2 separate regions of the Homo sapiens genome follow, and region 2 is linked to region 1. A link is an interaction called in ENCODE POLR2A ChIA-PET data of the cell type or tissue named here. Cell type or tissue: Panc1. All regions are shown on one strand. Each heading gives the region's core, and the rest is flanking DNA. Links, peaks and the distances in the headings are about the cores only.

Region 1 (6,291 bases), core at 903-4,902:
AAGTGTAAAATACATACTTCATTTAGAAGACTTACTCCATATTTAAAAATATAATGTAAAATATTCCCATTAATAACTTCTATATTGAAATGATATTTCAGTCCTATTGGGTTAAATAAAATATCTTATTAAAATTGATTTTCCCTGTTTCTTTTTATTTTTTTAATATGGCTACTAAAACATTTAACATTTTATGTGTGGCTTGCATGATGTTTAGATTGGATAGCAGTTAACAAGGGCATGTTTGAGTATTTTTAAGGGACCAGATATATAAATGAAAAGTTTCAGCCTTTGGGGCAGATTTTACATACAGTTATTCATTTGTCCAAGATAGTGTCTAAGACCAGACTATGCCCTATGAAGAATCTGATGCCTGGTCTTGGAGTCTAACTTCTCACCTCAGATATTGCCTACAGGGCCCATCAGCTGTGCTGCTAAGATTACCCTGTGCATTATTTTCCTCCAAGGATTCTCCGAGATATCTCATGGTCTGTATGCACCAAAGACAGACAAGACAGCAAAACCTTCTTTCTCTCCTTTTGTCTAAAACTGCAGGTTTTTCCATGAATTATGTGTGATTGTGTCCAAAGCTCACAAACCCCATTGCCTGAAGTGGTGGTTTAAGTAAGTATAGGACTTTATTTGAGCTGTCTTCTGGGTTATTTTTGGTGAGGTGACTTTTTTTTTTTTTTTTTAACGAACAAGCTACCGTATTTTTTCTACCTGGAGAAGTTCTCATTCTTTGAGACCTAGCTCCAGGCACCTCTTATTGTCAAGATGTTCTCCTCCTAATGTTCAATGTCCCTATGTTCCAAGAATACTGGGTGAAACAAACACTGCTTTTTACAATGCTGCAAAATGTTCGTGTCAGGTTTGTAGAGATTTATTTTACCCACTTCATTTTGAGATCATTCGCAGAAACGACTGTGTGCCTTCTATAGTAGAATGATGTGGGTAATAATTTTTTAGGCTGAAATAAGTTTCAGTTCTTTATTTGGACAAACGTAAATCCAATGAATACTCAAATATATATTAGGCAAAACTATCAGAATAATATAAAATAGTAGGTAGCTAATAAATGAATGTGTAGGTCACAGTGTCAATCCTGTATGTACACATAGGTCAAGTTTCTTAAATATCATATGCATAGGTCAAGTTTCTTAAATACCATGCGCATAGGTCAAGTTTCTTAATATGCTACTTAACTACTTAACTTCAATTACATTTATACAGATATGATTTACAACTTCCCAGCCCTTTCAAAATATACTGTTTCTCCCTATCATCTGCCTTATTGTCTACCCCACTCTCTTTCTAAATTACTAAGTGATGCTATTTTACCCTGCTAAAGCTGATGATTCTCCTATACATGTTAATGGTTAGAATTAATTTTGAAGAAAATGGTAAAATAAGAGAGACTTTGGGTAACTTAAGGGAAGATAAATCAGTTCAGGCCTCCAGTAGACCAAAGGGAAACACAGGCCTGGTATGACAGCAATAAAATTACATTCCATAATTATACTGTTTGAACTTTGATGCACTCCTACTATTTGGGAAAGGAAAGAAGAAGTTACTTGTAACAGAGCTAATAGAACCCATAAAAATTTTTAAAATTTGATAAATGTCACCATATATTACAATTAAGAACATCTAGTTATCAGGAAAGCAAAAAAATAGACTAGAAGAAGATATTTATAATACATATATCTGACAAATAACTTATATCTAGGCTATATAAACAATGTCTATAAATCAATAGGAAAATGGCAGACAAGGCAATGGAAAAAATGAGCAAAGGACTTGGGTACTTCAAAAACAAGGATATCCAAATAGATATTAAAACACATGAAAAAGTACTCAAGTTCATTAGTCACCAGGTAATGTAAATTACAAAAAAAAAAAAAATGCTATACTAATATGTACTCACCAGAATATAGCTAAGATGAACAAGATGGAAAATACCAAGTGTTGGCAACTGGATGAACCAGAACTCTCCTACTCTAATGGTGGGGGTGTAATTTGGTACAGCCATCTTGAGAACTATTTGACAATATATACTATAGGTGAACCCATATATACCCTCAGCAATCCAATTTTAGATATATCAACAGAATGTATATGTGTATTTGCCAATATTCACATCCTAGAATGTTTATTGAAACCCTGTTCATAAGTGCCACAAATCAAAACCTATATGAATGCCCAATAGTAAATGAATAAATTAGTTGTATGTTCACACAACAGAATACTATAAAGCAGTGAGAGCAAGGTGATCACCAATTACATTTGCAAATGTAGATTACACAAAATTAATATTGGGGGAAACATCAGACAAAATAGAGAACATACAATAAGAATCAATTTTATATTAAATTCAAAATGAGCTAACCTAATTTATGTTGTTGGAAGTCAGAACAGAAGTTAGCCCTGGGTGAGGGCTGGGAATAGAGACTGGATGGGAACACAAGAGCTGTCTAGGGTGCTAGTTATATGTATGTTTTTAGTTGTAAAAATATATCAAACTATCCATTCTTGAAACATAAGCAAATTCCAATAAAATAATTTACACATACAATGCTGCATTGCAAATTTTTGTCCATTTTAGGCACTGGGACAAACTAGAGTGCTAAACCATCCAGAAAGCACTCATAGGAGGTTGCATGGGAATGAAGCCTTTATACAGATCCAACAATAGTATTGGTTAGGGTTAGGGATAAGGTTAGGGTTAGTGTTAGTGTTAGGGTTAGAGTTAGAGTTAGGTTTAGGGTTAAAATTTAGGGTTAGGGTTAGGGTTAGTGTTAGGGTTAGAGTTAGAGTTAGGTTTAGGGTTAAAGTTTAGGGTTAGGTTACAGTTTATACAGGTGTGCTTGGGCCAATCTGTAGTTAAGACTGATGGAGAGCTATTCCTGGTACTTTAGAACTCAGATACTGAGAACTTCACATGCATTATGTAAATTAATCTGCACAACAGTTTCAAGAGGTAGGAAATATTATTATCTCTATTTTACAGAAAAGAAATATGCTTGATTTGCCCAAGATAATAGTAGATTCACACTTCTCCCTGTCAATCTGACTTCTAAACCTGACTACTTAGCTGCCATGCCACAGTCTATTTTTCTTATTATCCTTTTTACCTTAGATTCCCTGCTTTTTAGGGTAATATTTTCAGGGCAATTATTGACTGGTGGTGACTTATGGGCCTCTCTGCACAACTCAGAGATCCCTGGATTTAGAATTACAATATGAGATTTGTGTACCATGTTACTCTGTGTACCTAGAATACAGATTTTCTCATTATGCTGATATACCCTCTGCAAGCAATTAGGAATTAATACCTCATGGGATGTGTATTTAGTGAGGAGTCACATTAACTCAATGATAGAAAGAAACTAGACTTCCTGTAAAGAAACTTGAATTTAGTTCCATTTTGTATCATCAAGTTGTGTGATTCTACACATAACATATGTATCTTCTGCGCTTCAGGTTTTGTAGCTGCAAGACGGAAAGAATAATTTCTGATTTGCAAATTGTAAGCTGGGCATGGTGGCTCATGCCTGTAATCCCAGCACTTTAGGTGGCTGAGGTGCAATAATCTCTTGAGCCCAGGATTTCAAGACCAGTCTGGGCAACATGGCACGACCCCATCTCTACAACAACAACAAAATTTTATCTGGGCACGTTGGTGCACACTTGTAGTCCCAGCTACTAGGAAGGAAGAGATGGGAGGTTCTCCTGAGCCAGAGAGGTTGAGGCTTCACCGAGCTGTGATTGTGCCACTGCATTCCAGCCTAGCAACAGAGGAAGACACCCTGTCTCAAAACAAACAAACAACAAACAAACAAACAAAAAACAAATTGTTTTCTCTTTTACCTTTTTGCTTCTTTTTCTTGCTTTCCTTTATTTATGTATTGGCATTTTTGAGCACTTATGCTATGTTATATAAACCTGACAAATCCTGGTGAATTCTAAGATGGGAAACAGTTCCGAGTGTTTTTACTAACAGTCACGGTGAGTGGCAGGAAGCAGCAGCAGAGCCAGGATTTTGAGACCACAAGCTAACAAAAAGGAGCCCTTCTTTAGGAAGACACCCACATACACCATTAGGTAAGGAAGTGTATATTTATTTGGAATTTAAAAAATTAAAACAAGTAACTTGAGATTTTAGGTCCTTCTTGAACAAGACATGCTGACATAGACACACCTATATGGACATTCGTTCTTATAAAAACTTAACTCCGGGCAGGCGTGGTGGCTCACGTCTGTAATCTCAGCACTTTGGGAGGCTGAGGCAGGCAGATCAGTAGGTCAGGAGATTGAGACCATCCTGGCTAACACGGTGAAACCCCATCTCTACTAAAAATACAAAAAATTAGCTGGGCATGGTGGCGCACACTGGCAGTCCCTACTCAGAAGGCTGAGGCAGGAGAATTGCTTGAACCCAGGAGGCGGAGCTTGCAGTGAGCGGAGATTGCACCACTGCACTCCAGCCTGGGCAACAGAGAGAGACTCCGTCTCAAAAAAAAAAAAAAACAAAAATGAAAACTTAACTCCTTCTATCTGCCTAGAACACTCTCTAACTCCCAGTCATTTCCAACACTACAGTGGCCCATGCAAGTAAGAAGACCTGAAATTTAAGCAACAAAAACTTCATATGTCTGCCTCTGAAAAGAGGTGAAAGCTATTGCAGTGTGGTGGAGAGTTAGAATTCTAAGACAGCCCCAAGATCCCCACCTGCCTAGTTAACACACCCTGCACAATCTTCTCCCCTTGACTGTGCTGGGAATTATAAATGTAATAGATGTCACTGTCTGATTAGGTTATATTACATGGCAAAGGTAAAGGGGTTTTGCAGATATAACTAAGATCCCTAATCAGTTGATAGTGAATTAGTCTAAAAGGCAGATGATTCTGGTTAGACCTGAATCAAGTAAGCAATTAAGGGAGGAATGGGAAAGGTTCTCCTACTGCCCTTGAAGAAGCTGTTATGTCATTTAGGGGCCATGTGGCAAGGAACCATGAATGGCTGTGAGAAACAAAAAGCTGATGGGCAGCAAAAAAAAAAAAAAAAAAAAAAAAAAAAAAAAAAACACAAGAAACAAACAAACAAACAAAAAACCCACAAAACAAAACAACCAAAAAAATAACCCAGGGACCTGAGTTCTATGACGGTAAGAAATGGAATTCTGCTAACAACTATGTGAACTTTGAATGGGACCCTAACCTCCAGAAAGCAACACAGCTGGGCTGACATCTTGATTGCAGCTCTGTGAGACCCTGGAGAGAGGGCCACAAAGAACTCATGACTCCCTTTTATGGGACTCAGTGTTTTGAAATGGAACAATGTTATTTCCAAGGATTTTTCAGCTCTGACAGTTCTGTGAGTCTAGTGCTATCAGATGACAAGTTCCATGAATGCCAACAGTACCCCTGGACTTTTTGAATGACTTAATGAATCGAGAAAGCCAGTTCTCTTTCAATTCATTTTGTTTTGATATTTTTGATTCTGTTTCAATATTTTCTTTGTACAAAATGTAATAATAGAATAGCACATGATTCATTCTCAGAAATGCTCTATTAACTTAGATTAACCACACCTAAAATAGGAACCCTCTTGACCTGAGAGTTTTCATTTAGAACTTGCTGATTCAATAGAAAGACATCAAATTATATCCACTGTTAATTTTAAATTAACTCAAAGTATTTAATTAACACTTCTTCAAACAGAAAAGAAATAAAGATACTTTCCACTAAAGGCAATGAAGACCACTTAAGAGATTTTTGTAAATCAAATTAAAAACCTGTATCCATTCAAACTCTTTCACAATTAAGAACATTCATGGTAGAGATGTATGTAAAGCAATCAGTATCTCTGGGGAATGATTGAGGGAGGGATACTAAGCAACATTTGATTAAATGTTGAAATTAAGTGAAGATGAAGCTTTGCATAATTATAGGAGAACCCAGTTCCTCGGGTATATGTTAAAACAAGAAGGAAAAATATAAAACTCGTGAGTTCGCTAAAGACCATTCAATCAAATTCAACACATCAGAAACCTCATCAAATATAAGGTTCTGAAATCTTTGTAATCCAGAAAAACAGTAGGGTTGGGTAGTGGACCCAGCCACTCTACCACTAGTTTGCTAGATGGTCCAGGCTAGGTAACCTAACATCTTTTGGCTTTGTTTTCCTCATTTTTGCCAAAAAATGATGTGCTATTCATATTAAATCAGCATTTTCCAAAATATGTTACAAAAACCACCTTCTCCTTTGGCTGTTGGTATGTGGTGAAA
Region 2 (6,291 bases), core at 938-4,937, 66 kb after region 1:
TTAAGGTATTAAGCCTTTTGCTCAATACTGGCATTTTTTTCCCAAATGTCAAGGAGTCCTTTCTGACTAGTCTGTGCCTATATGGTTGGATATTTTTATGATTACCCCAACCACCATCACCTCAAAACTATACTGAAAAAAGAGCTTTGGACAGGAGCAGTAGTACAGGCCAGAGCCTGATAGTGTCAGTGTGGAATTTTCTGGTAGTACGGGCCGGAGCCTGATAGTGTCAGTGTGGAATTTTCTGGTAGTACAGGCCGGAGCCTGATAGTGTCAGTGTGGAATTTTCTGGTAGTACAGGCCGGAGCCTGATAGTGTCAGTGTGGAATTTTCTGGTGTGCAATCCCTCTGTTCCTCAGGGCGACACCCAACAAAATGACCATAGATCTCTTCAAGTTCCTTTTCTTCTGCTAAAATAATACCAATATAACATCAGTATAAGTTCCTCTGGAATTCCTTCAGGCTTTAAAGTTTTTGCCATGAAATGTCTAGGCTAAAATGGATTTTCTAAGATATCTTGTTTCGTGTAAGAACCTTGTATATATATTTGGATACAATTTTGGATTGTATCAAGAATTCTCTCCTATATGTCCTGAGTTAATGCCTTTAAAGCAATGAGCATAGTACTTGCCACAGGGTAAGTTCTCAATAAATATTATTATTGGTGTTATTATATCACTCAATTTTTACAAAACTCCCTGTGAAATAAAGTTGAGAAAGAGTTCTTACGCTCTCTTGCCTAAATCATACCTTTAGAATGTGGTGGCATTACATTGCCGACCCAAGTCTTTTCACTCTGAGACCAGTGCTTTTCCCACTAGATGTTCATAAATGGAGCACCATATACATGAATGAAGAAATAATGCCTTTATCATTATCGATTTAGTAATTGAAATTTAAATATCCATTGTTTTATAAATGTGGGCAATGAATTCAATAGTGCTAACGATTCCTCTCACTTTATCACCAATAGAAATAAAAATAATTTTGTATCATGTTAAAGATGCTGCATGTATATTGAGATAACCTTTATACTTACCACTATTTTGAAATTGTATTAGTTATCAGTCCTGCTCTTGAACTTATTATTTGAATTACCAATAAATATTTATAATTTACTTAAATATAATTTGTTCTTTGCAAGTATATAAATGTATTTTATATTATTTTGAGAAAGGTGTCCATGGGCTTTACCAGATGGCCAAAGTGGTTGACATTACAAAAAATGGTAAAGAACTCCTGATAAACAATTCTGTGATTGTATGACCCTCTTTTCCTATTCTGTATTTTTAACAATATTTCACAAGGGATACATCATTGAGGGATGAATGTTCCCAACATCTCATTCAAAGGAAATTTGAGACATCCACACCTGATAGTTTCTGGCACTGAATTCGCTGAATTCTTCAGCTGGCAGAGTAACCAGATGGATTTTAATTGCCCAGTGAAGGGATAATTTTCCCTAAGAAATCCCACATATGCCAGTACAGCCCTGTGAGCTTGTCACAAGGCATCCGCCTTTGCCAACCTTTTCAGCCGGCTCCAAACAGGGTGCTTTTCAAAGGAATCCTGTGACAACATAAAGCAAAATTTAGTAAATGTCTTTGCTTGATAGGGGAAAAGTGAAATAAATAGCCAGCGAGTGCTCTAGGGAGAAGCTGCAGACAATGCTCTGCCTGTCGCTGAGCACGCTTATCAGTGAACACACAGCCCTTCTGCAAAATGGATTGTGCTTGATCGAATCTGATGCCTCCCCCTGAGGAGATTGGCGAGAGTGTAGAGATGATCAGAGGTTGATGGATTGGGTTATATTCCGTCCTCCTTCAGATCACCAACATTTCCCTTCAATACAGTTCTTGTATTTTTACATTCCCCGCATTTGGAGTGATTTTTGATGTTCTCATAGTCAAAACCATGCTTTGCAGATAACTGTAGAATATGTGAAGACAAGAGTCATGATACATAGAAATGTTTATAAAAATGAAATCACATTGTTACCAAACAGGCAGGGACCAGTATCAGTCATCTTTTCTATCATCTAAGGCTTCATTCAACTGATTAGAATTGTCCATTTGTTTTTAAAAATGAACAGAATTATTATTGCTTAGGTTCTGCTTGGGCATTTATATTTACTAAGGTGTTTGTATCCCATACCTAATTTTGTATGAGAGGAAATGAGTCTCAGGTTAAATAACTTCACCAAAGTTACATAGCTATTACAAAACAGGGTTGTGCTTTCAACTCAGTCTATCCATTTCTAAGCTTTCGTCTTTCCATTATATGCCTTTACGGTTTTTAGAAAAGAGAAAAATATTTTTGATGAAATTTTGGAAGGCTTCTCGAACTACATGTTAAAGAGATGAGTCAAAGTTGTAATCGAAGCAAAGAAAATAAATTTAAAATAAAGAACAATTCTCCTAGAAGCATTTCTCAGCAATAACAATACAAAGCAAAGTTTCCCATTTTAACCTTAAAGCAAGTATTCTACTTTGCTTTAAGTTTCTGTTGATACCTCAATCAAATTAAATTGGTTTTTCCACATAGCAATTTGGAGAAATATCAGGCCCGTTGGGATCAAGTGAAAAACAGATGTGAAATAATATGCATTTTTCATGCGCCCCAAGGGTTGTGACATTTTCGATTTACTGACACTCTGGGGTAAGGAAAACATATCTATAAGCATGAAACCGAAGCTCCTAGTCTCACAACTTGGTTGCTAGAATAAGCTTGTTTAGGTAGTTGGAGAACTTCACTGAATATCTTGTTTAGAAATTTGCAAAGCTTGGTTCTTTTTATACAATCGATCATTTTTGACAGCCAGATATTTCCTTGCTTGGGGAACAGCTGGCTTTAAAAAATGCTGCAACATTAACTCACTTACTTACCCATACCTACCAGTATAAATAATGTTATGCTGTTAGAGAATCTGGCGTAACAAATCCTATTTCAGCTTTTACTCAAATATAGGTATTAATAAAATGAAATGATGCTATGATATCCAGATCATCTTTCCCATGTGCCTAGTGTAAGATTTATTTGGCCATTCCTTAAATTGTTAAAAATAACCCTTGGCTATATGACATAGGGATTCATGGACATTTTGAAGGTCAGAGGGAGGTTTTTATAAAGCTTGTAACAAATGATTAATCTTTCAGTTTTGTGTTTGTTGTGTTATGTGTTTTTGTATGTTTGCTTGTTTTAACCGAGTATTAAACACTATAGACACCTTTACCCCTTACAGACCTCTTGGGACCCCTTGTCCTTTGGGGACTCTCTGCAGTTAAGATATTAACTAAACGCTGGGGATTCAGCTGTAAGAAATGAAAAGCAAGGTGTTTGAGACAATTATGTATATATCCTTTCACTAGTTACACTGATGATAATGGAAATGATAATTCCACTCCATCTGGGCATCTAAAACTACCTGGGGAAGAAACTAAGCATCCCATGTCTCTTATCCACTAAAATAGCTCTATCATTTGCCTCTCAGCTGTCTTACTGAGCTGTCTCAAAGCTGTCAATTGCTCCACAACCTGTTGTATGAACTGGAGATTGTTCTTTTAAGTCACAAAGAATTAAACACCTACAATTTAATAATTTCTACCTATCACTTGTCTGCGCCAGGTAATATTAAAGGTCAGTACTTTAATTTTCACAATAATATTATTTAAAAAGTTATCAATTTTGTGACCATTCTGTGAAGAAAGAAACTGTTGGAGTCATATGACTTGTTCAAAAAGATTAACTTTAACTCCAAAGCTTTGTTGGCCGTTACGTTAAAATTAACAGATCCCTTTTCAAGAAATGCCTCTCAAACTTTGAAAAGCTTCCATGTTGGATCTGCTGTCCTTAGCCTGTAAGCCTCTTGAGAGCAGCCACAGAGTCCTCATAATCTCTGCATTCTAATCTCCTCCCACAGTACTGACCTGGGCTCTCAGCTGTAACCACTCCTGATTGTCAGTCTCACTTTGGATAGAGTAGCACTTTGGTCTCCCAAGTCCCAATTTCTACATCTGACCAATTTTCCAACTCATTTTTAAGGGAAAGTTCAAACTCAAAGATTTAGGAAATGTAAAAAGGCCTTCTTTGCCCTTCGTCTAGAACAGGGGTCAGCAAGTGTCTCCTGTAAAGGGCCAGATAATAAATACTTTAGGATTTGCCTGCCAGTTATGCTTTGGCTGTTGTTTGTATAACCCTTTAATCATGTAGAGCATAAGCCATACAAAAAAAAATGTGCCCTGGCTTGACAAATCCCAGTCTAGAATATAATATTCTTAAATGCATTTAAACCTAGTTGTTCAAGAATTTTAATTTGTTTATCTCCTTTAGCTCAAGTAAAACCAAAGCTTTTATAGCAAGGCCATGTTTATTGAAACTGTTCAAACAGGCCTACCAGTAATAACAACAACAATAATAACAAAGTTTTACTCTTTACTGATTATAAAGGAGATTTAAGCCATAACCCTAAGTGTCCCTTCCTATGTACTCTTGCAGTAAGCATCCTCTGGAGCTTCAACTGACATCTCTCCATCTGCACCCTCCACCACTAAAAGTCTGTCTTCTTTCAGCCAAAAAGGATCTCATAGCTTCTGCCTTTTTCCTTTCTGGATTCTTGTAGATTGGTGTCACATGTCACATAACATGTCACATAACAGTATTTTGGTCAAAGACAAACCACATAAGTGAAGGTGGTCCCATAAGACTACAATGGAGCTGAAAAATTTCTGTCACCTAGTGACATTTCAGCGGTCATAACCTTGTAGCATAGTTACTTTATTTTTTATAAATTTGGTGTAGCCTAAGTGTACAGTGTTTATAAAGTCTACAGTAGTGTATATAATGTCCTAGACCTTCACATTCACTCACCACTCACTCACTGACTCACTCAGTGCAACTTCTATTCCTGCAAGCTCCATTCATGGTAAGTGCCCTATACAGGTGTACCATTTGTTGTCTTCTGTGCCATATTTTTGCTGTACATACTTTATGTTTTAATATGTTTAAATGCACAAATACTTACCATGTGTTACAATTGCCCACAGTAACATGCTACGAATTTGCAGCCTAGGAGCAAGAAGCTATACCATATAGCCTAAGTATATAGTAGGCTATACCATCGAGGTTTGTGTAAGTACACTCTGACATTTGCAGAATGACAAAATCACCTAATGACATATTTTCAGAATGTATCCCCATTTTTAAGTGACACGACTGTAATAGTGTTCCCTAACTCTTTCTCCCCTCCTCTGCTTCTCAGATTCTGTCCTTTCAAGCCGATTGTATAGATCAGTCACGAAGACCTTAGGAACCAGTCGGAAAGAGAAAAGCTCTACTCAGGGTAGTGGGAAGGGCTAAATTATTGCTTGCTGTGTGTGTAGTCAGGCTGGAGGGTGAATGGGGCAGGAGACTGAGGACATGTGGTAAATATAGTAATGTTACTGAATGTTATTCTATCACTAAAGTAATTATAAAATTATATGTATTACAAATTATATATAATGTTATAATTGTTTTTATTATATATATTATATGTGTAATAAATTGTTTTGTCTCTTCCACCTTCCATAATCTCTCTCTCTCTCTCTCTCTCTCTCTCTCTCTATATATATATATATATATATATATATATATATATGAATATTATGGAAGGTGAGAGAGCCAAAAAAAAAAAAAAACTCAATAAAATCTTTCCCAGATAAAGAGGAGGTGGAATGGGGAAAGGAGATCTGGGAGATTAGGCAGATGGATGTTCTAGTCCTGGCTTGTCCATGAAATAGCCTATTTGTCTGTGTAGTCCTCTCCTGGACTTCAGTACCCCACCTGTAAAACAGTGATGTTGAACTAAAAGAACTCTAGTTTCTTCACAGTATTGTTATTCTATCAGAAAGAGAAGAAAAACAAGTTTCCTTGCCATTTAGTATATTGAAAATTCACTTCTCATTTTTGTTAAAGAGTTGTCTTAATTTTATCTGTAAAACTGTAGCAGCAAGTTGTTCAAAGTCTATAGACACACACAAACACACACACACGCAATTTTTTTCCTCAGCTCCTAAAAAAGTTTATGATTGTTAATAGAACAAGTTGTGATTGAAGGTGAGGGGTTTGCTATTATTGGAGCTGCTGAAGGCAAGCCTAGGCATGGCTATAATAGAGTCGATAGAATTATGTGAATGCACCTCTGGAGAGCTCCACGTAGGATGGGTGAGATGCCCTGAGCATGTTTGCCGGTCTGCCTTTCAGATCTAAGAGCAAGTTACAATCTTTCGGATGGGTGGTTATCTCTTCTTTAGT

What was found. Peaks named below come from ENCODE experiments on the same cell type or tissue, not always from the same donor. Only the 100,000 strongest peaks of a DNase experiment are listed, where the experiment ranks them.
Region 2: POLR2A ChIA-PET joins it to region 1 with 8 read pairs; 2 of 35 experiments call an interaction of 5 or more read pairs at or near these places.

The regions. Positions count from the first base shown.
Region 1 is chr11:80,883,398-80,889,688 of GRCh38, reverse strand. No RefSeq gene overlaps it. Among named protein-coding and RNA genes, the nearest start is that of LINC02720, 120 kb to the right of the region's middle. In Panc1, for the core only: no CTCF peak of the experiment used is centred there; no DNase peak of the experiment used is centred there.
Region 2 is chr11:80,817,825-80,824,115 of GRCh38, reverse strand. No RefSeq gene overlaps it. Among named protein-coding and RNA genes, the nearest start is that of LINC02720, 58 kb to the right of the region's middle. In Panc1, for the core only: no CTCF peak of the experiment used is centred there; no DNase peak of the experiment used is centred there; H3K27ac peaks cover 555 bases.